Linked DNA regions of Homo sapiens: region 2 is linked to region 1. A link is a contact called in ENCODE Hi-C data. All regions are on one chromosome and are shown on one strand. Each heading gives the region's core, a stretch centred on a gene start or an enhancer-like site at or near the end of the contact. The rest is flanking DNA. Distances are from core to core; before and after follow the strand shown.

Region 1 (3,388 bases), core at 410-2,909:
TGCAGGAGATAGATATTACAGATATCTTCTCTCACTCTGGTTTGACTTTTAATTTTTTAAATAAAAGTAATTAAGTAATTAAATTCATCTTTTGATGAGTGTAAGTTCTTCATTTTGGTGAAGTCCAATTTTTCAATATTTTTTCTTTATGATTAGGACTTTTTGTGTGTGTGTGTTTTTTTTTTTTTTTTTAAAACTCATTGCCTTTTCCATCTCTTGAGTATTTTAAGACAGATAAAACATGGAGAACCACTTCTATAGAAAGTAAGCCCCAGTTATTCTGGACGCTATTGAATTCTTGTTTTGGATTAGCTCGTTGCCTAGAGTAGCGTTGTAAGCCCTCATATTTATGAAGCACTTTAGGTTTTTACAGAGCTCTTTATCATTCAATCTCATTTAATCCCGTGCAGGAGCTCACTAAGGTGTTTGCAGAAGTGCATGGCTGATTTTGACACCAGAGGACTTGGGTGGTCAACGTGAGCTCTCTGGGGGCTGCGGTGCCATCACATTTGCCATGGCATTGTGCACAAGAGTTAAGGGTTGGAATGCCTGTGTTCACATCCTGGCTCTATTATCTTGCCAGCTCTGTGATTGTGGACAAGATACTTAACCTCTCTGAGCCTTGGTTTTCTCATCTGCTAAAGGGGAATAATAAGAATATACTTTTCTCATGATGTAGCTGTGAAGAGTGGGTGAATTAATTTATATATAGTGCTTAGCACAGCAACTGGCATATACTGCTGGGTTATAATTATTACTGTTCTTTTATTGTAGAGGGTCTAATAGGCTCACAATTCTTTGTAGAGGTAAAAAGAGCTCTGATATTTACTCCAATTTCTCTTTCATTGTTTTATATGTTCCCTTCCTCATTCCATATTATCCTCCTTCTTTTTTTATTTTGAGACGGAGTCTCGCTCTGTCGCCGGGCTGGAGTGCAGTGGCATGATCTTGGCTCACTGCAGCCTCCGCCTCCAGGGTTCAAGCGATTTTCCTGCGTCAGCCTCCCGAGTAGCTGGGACTACAGGCGTGTGCTACCACGCCCAGCTAATTTTTGTATTTTTTAGTAGAGACAGGGTTTCACTATGTTGGCCAGGATTGTCTGGATCTCTTGACCTCATGGTCCGCCCACCTCGGCCTCCCAGAGTGCTGGGATTGATGTTAGTCACTGCGCCCGGCCTATCCTCCTACTTTTAATCTCTCTCTTCTCTGTCTCCCCTGCCCTGCCCATTTTTTGCTATGAAGAACCACATGCATTTCAAACATGAATTAAATTGACATCCTGTAAGAGAAGGTCTCAAAGTATGTTATTGTATAGGAACTGACATGGAAAGTGGAGGGTCGTTGAGGGTTTTGCTTGTTTTATTTTGTTTTGAGGGATAGTTGTTAGTAGGGACATAAGGAAGGTAAATATGGAAAGAAAGTTATTGTTTTACTCCAGAATAAAGATAGTTCACCCTTTTTATCTTGGTTCTTGGAAATTCACATGCAAGACATGTGAATCCGTCCCCTACCCCACTTCCCCTGTAAAAGGGAACAAGACCACATGTGGAAAAGAACTTGTATTTTGATATTTCTTCTTGGAATGAAAACAAATCCTGTTGACTTTCCTGGTTACCAAGGCCAAGTGGCCCACCCTTCACAGCCTCTGAGGTTGTCGAACTTCCTCTGTGGCTTGGGGTGGAAATCTCACACTGTGTGCCATGAAGTTGATGTAATATATGTGAGCCCCTGAGACCTTGGTATGTAGACAGCTCTTGTGATCTCACTGTTTGCTGGTGAGCCACTAGCAGGAAACGAACTAGAGACATGTTGGCTCCTTGACCTCACTGCAGAAAGGAGGGTAACTTTGCTCTCTAGGGCAGGGGGAACAGGAAGGAAAAGAGTAGGGATGGAGTGGACAGCCCAGGGTGTGGGCCTCAAACTTAACTCTGCATCAAGATCACCTGGGGAGTTGGTTAAAATCCAAGTTCCCAGGCACAGCCCAGTTCAGATTGAGTAGAGTGGGGTTGGGCTGGAATCTCCATGTTAAGGGAATGTCTGATTCTGAAGCAGGTGGTACAGGAGCAGCACCTACAGTAACACTCAAAGACCCAAAACCGGGGACTTGAGAGTTCTGCAATAGACAGTAGCTGCAGAGGCTTTTTGTTTCAAAGCTATTAAGACGTCATACTTGGTCTTTAGAGAAAGGTGGAAGGGTGGAATCAGTTCATTGTGCCCTTAAGCCACAGGGTCAGTTCTGTGGAGCCACCACTGTCAGCAGTCTGCAGATATCCACTGAGTCTGGCACACTGAATGGGCTGATGGTGGGAAGTGGGCACTTGGTTGGGTCTGAGAATGAGAATTTCTGAGAAGAGGAGGGAGAGTCCTGGAAGGTGCTCATGGAGAGAAGAGTTATTCCATCTTCTGAGTCATCTTTGTATTGTGGTGCCAGTCCCAGTGTGACCTTCATGGGAATGACCATCCTCTTGGGATCAGTGTTCCACCATCATCAACACGCCCACTCATCTAGCTGCCCACGCCTCCCACCCACATACAACCCCACTCCCCTTTCTGTCTCTTGCTTGTTTTCTCACTCCCTTCTCTTGCTCGTTTGCATGCTTTCCCTCTGTCTCTCCCGACCCACACGCATTTACACCCTCACACATTCACACCCCTACCCCATGCCCCTTGTATCCTCAACCTGTCTGTATTTACATGCCCACGGCTCTAAATTTTTAAGGGGATGTCAAGGAATGGTTAATGAAAAGAATCAAATGTGACTTTTAAATTATGTTAAACACAAATAGGTTTAGCATATTCATTGGAACTATAGCTATAAGCCAGAAGCAGAGATGATGGGTGGGTGAGAATGACCAGGCTTGGGTGCATATGGGGCCCAGGCTTGTGCTGCTCAGGGTGTTGCTCAGCCTGTGTGGTTTTAATACCATATTGTTGTATGATCATTAGCAGTGTTTGTGTACTCAGACAGGAATCGGACTTTAGTTCTTGCTCAGTGGACCTCTTCCTCCTTTTTAGGCTGTCTCAAATTTTAAAGAGGATGGTTTTAACTAGCAATTCTTAACTTTTTGAGGGTTGCAGTTCTCTTTGAGAATCTGACAGACAATTTGAATTGTTTCTACAGAAAAATCCACATACATTTGAGGGAGAGGAGGAGGTGGTTTGGGGACACTCTGGGATCTATTTTCACCCTAAATGAAGAACTCCTGCTTTAATGGGCATAGAGGGCTTTCAGCCGCTTCTCCCAAGGTCGTTTTTATGGCGCAGTCTCTTTTTCTTGCGGAGTACCATTTGTGATGGGAACTGAACAAAACCCATTTGATATTGTATGCATGTCTTCTGGAGGGCTTGTGCTCAGTTTTAGAGAGCAAGCAGATTTCAGTGAGTGAAA
Region 2 (3,388 bases), core at 390-2,889, 650 kb after region 1:
AAGAGGGAATGCTGTCCTACGAATCGAAGTCAAAGTGAGAAGTGACCATTGAGTTTAGTAATCTGGAGGCACAGGTGACCCTTACCAGAGCATTTTTGCTGGGGAGGGGGAGTGGGGGAAATCTGGCTGGACTGGGCTGAAGATATCATGGGAGGGGAGGAACTGGAGTCTCTGAGTGCAGCTCTTAGTATTGTGAAGGAGAGCAGTGAAATGGGGAGTAGCTGTGGAGGATGTGGAGCTTTTTATTATTGTTATTTAAGATAGGAGAAATAGCATCATGCTTATTTGCTGATAAGAATGATCCGGGAAAGAGGGGAAAGTTCTGATAATGTAGGAGAAGGAGGCAGAATGCTGAAGTGTTGTCTTTGATTGGCTAAAGGGAATTGGGTCAAGTGCACATAAGAGGAAGAATTGGCTTTAGATCAGAACACGGTATAGGAGTACTGCCCATCAGGGGGGCTGAGGGAAACGAACTCTTAAGTAGCTCTTACATTTCCTGGTCAAAGAAAGGTAATTCTCTCATCCTGTGGTCATTGCAGCAGCTGGAGCTTTCAATATCTGGGAGGCTGGATTCTTTAGTTGACCTCAACGTTGGTTTTGCTAGCACCAAGTTACCCTAAGGCTTTCTGTTTTTTTTTTTTTTTTTTTTTTTTAATGGCAAATAAGTTCAATCAGCAGGTTGGAATAGCGAAGCTCACTGGACAAAGCAGCTTATTGCCTTACAAACCTGGGGCTGAATTATTAATAATACAGAACAGGTATGCACTTAAAGTCCCACCAGCAAAACAGGGGCTCTAAAGAGAGATGCAGGGAGGGAGAGGAGAGAATAATTCAGTTAATTAAACATATTCAGAAATTTGCCACCTGTAAAGCCAGAGTGAAATTACTTTCATTTCTGTATGCACATACATTTTGTGTTTTACAGGTAAGCATTGTTTTCAATTACAGAGAGGAGAGCACCATCAACTGTCAATGCTTATGGTTTCTAAACATCTTAACCCAGTCCAGTTTAGGTCAGTTTCCTTTGAGTAGAAGAAATCCTGATCCATGACCAGAGATTATACCCTAGACTATACAAACAGATCTCTTGCAAGTGCCTGTCTCAAGGCGGATTGAGAAAGAGCATCTGCAGCTCAGCGTTGACTCGTCATCTCTCAGTGAATAATAAAGGAAATGCATATCCTATAATAGTGGGCCAGAGTCTCACCTCTTCATGTGACAAATGACACGTGCTCAGTCTAAATAAAGCTCTTTACTTTATGAAATACAACGGCACCAAAGCCTTATGCAGCTCTAGGTCTGCCCCACATTTCTCCACAGGCAAATGACATTTAAGTCCATGGATGGATGCCTTTTCTTGATGTTCACACAGGAAACATATCATTCCCTATTCGACTCTATTAAGTTACTTCACTTGATCACATGTTCAAGCTTTCGTGGTCTTTTTTTCTAAAAATTATATTCTCCAGAAAAGGGGTGGTGATCTTGCCTTTCCCTTATTCCAGACTTTAAGGAGATGAAAACCAGGTGTAGGAAAGAGGAGGGTAAACATCAGGATATTAACAGAAAGAGGAAGAATAGAGGGGACAGTCAGGTGGTCCAGGAGACTGGAAGTAAATTCAGTTCACGTTCACCACATGCCACAGCAACAAAGATAACACACTTCCTGGTTTGAGTAGCTTATGCCTTAGAGCAGAGGTTCTCCATCTTTTGAGTCATACCTGATAGATAATATTTCATATGTTCAACCCACTTGCATTACTAATATGGACACTTCTGGACTGTGGCACTCACTGATTAAATACTCTGCAGATTGTATATAGTTCTGAGCTCAGGAACTACAAATCCTCCTCTTTCCCTATGTTCCCCTGTTGCACATGTTGTGGCTGAACTCCCTGTCTCTATTTCCCACCTTCCCCAATGAGTAGCAGTCATGGGGTAAGGGTGATAGTGACCCATTCCTGGCTCTAGGAGTAGGCGTTGATGAACTTAAGCAAACCAGTTGTCCATTCTTTTAGATTCAGGGGAAGGCATTTGACCTATGATTTCCTGGAGGGAAAACCAGGACTGTGGTTTGACTGTTGGTTGAGAAGAGGTCTGTGGGGAAGAGAAGATCTTTCTCCTAGATGTGGTACAGTGTGGATGTGAAACCTAGAAGTGCTGCTGCCATTTTGCTACCATGTGTGAAGTCAGCATGAGACAAAGTAGCAGAACAAAGAGAATTGCAGATCAAAGGAGCTAGAGCCAAACAAAACTGTATCTAAAGTCCATATAACACACACAAACCTATATTTATTGGTGTATTTTAGTTATAGGAGCTAATAATTCTCTATTATTCTTATTTAAAAAAATTATTTCAATAGGTTTTGGGGAATAGGTGTTTTGGGTTACATGGATAAGTTCTTTAGTGGTGATTTCTGAGATTTTGGTGCACGTGTCACCTGAACCGTGTACACTGTACCCAATGCGTTGTCTTTTATCCCTCAACCCCCTCCCATCCTTCCCCTGCCAAGTCCCCAAAGTTCATTATATCATTCTTATGTCTTTGCATCCTCATAGCTTAGCTCCCATTTATAGGTGAGAACATATGATATTTGGTTTGCCATTCCTGAGTTACTTTACTTAGAATAATGGTCTCCAACTTCATCCAGGTTGCTGAAAATGACATTATTTCATTCCTTTTTATGGCTGAGTAGTATTCCATAGTATATGTATACACCACATTTTCTTTATCCACTCATTGGTTGATGGGCATTTAGGCAGATTCCAAATTTTTGCAGTTGCAAATTTTGCTGCTATAAACATGCATGTTCAAGTATCTTTTTCATATAATGACTTCTTTTCCTTTGGGTAGATACTCAGTAGTGGGATTGCTGGATTGAATGGTAGTTCTACTTTTAGTTCTTTAAGGAATCTCCATACTCTTTTCCATAGTGGTTGTACTAGTTCACATTCCCACCAGCAGTGTAAAAGTGTTCCCTTTTTACCACATCCAAGCCAACATCTATTATTTTTTTATTTTTAAATTATGGCCATTCTTGCAGGAGTAAGGTGATATCACATTGTGCTTTTAATTTTCATTTCTCTGATAATTAGTGATATTGAGCGTTTTTTCATGTTTATTGGCCATTTGTATATCTTATTTTGAGAATTGCCTATTCATGTCCTTTACCCACTTGTGGATGGGATTATTTGTTCCAGTACTTGACAAGTGGGCAAGGGACATTATTGGTATAAAATCTACCAATAAATAAAGATATGTATTTTGCTGATTTGTTCGAGTTCCTTGTAGATTCTGAATATTAGTCCTTTGTCAGATGCACAGTACCTTCTCTTTATTGTTTAATTCAGTTTGAACTGGGTTTTGGGAACTTGCCACCAATAGCAC

What was found. A loop is a pair of places that touch in the nucleus more often than their neighbours do. Pooled maps may share reads with other maps.
Region 2: a map of endothelial cell of umbilical vein shows a loop between it and region 1 (3-fold over the local background). The contact joins two enhancer-like sites. A Hi-C loop is called at or near these places in 1 of 168 maps with a recorded cell type or tissue (endothelial cell of umbilical vein), 1 of 37 single-sample maps with no recorded cell type and 1 of 50 pooled maps.

What each region holds. Positions count from the first base shown.
Region 1 is chr5:142,928,057-142,931,444 of GRCh38, forward strand. The region is part of intron 10 of ARHGAP26 (Rho GTPase activating protein 26); the gene reads left to right. Among named protein-coding and RNA genes, the nearest start is that of ARHGAP26-AS1, 61 kb to the left of the region's middle. Within about 2 kb of position 1,660, at least 7 of the 41 ENCODE cell types and tissues checked have a DNase peak (open chromatin) inside an H3K27ac peak, as active enhancers do.
Region 2 is chr5:143,581,897-143,585,284 of GRCh38, forward strand. All of the region lies in intron 1 of LOC105378209 (a long non-coding RNA gene), which reads left to right. Among named protein-coding and RNA genes, the nearest start is that of MIR5197, 96 kb to the right of the region's middle. Within about 2 kb of position 1,640, at least 2 of the 41 ENCODE cell types and tissues checked have a DNase peak (open chromatin) inside an H3K27ac peak, as active enhancers do.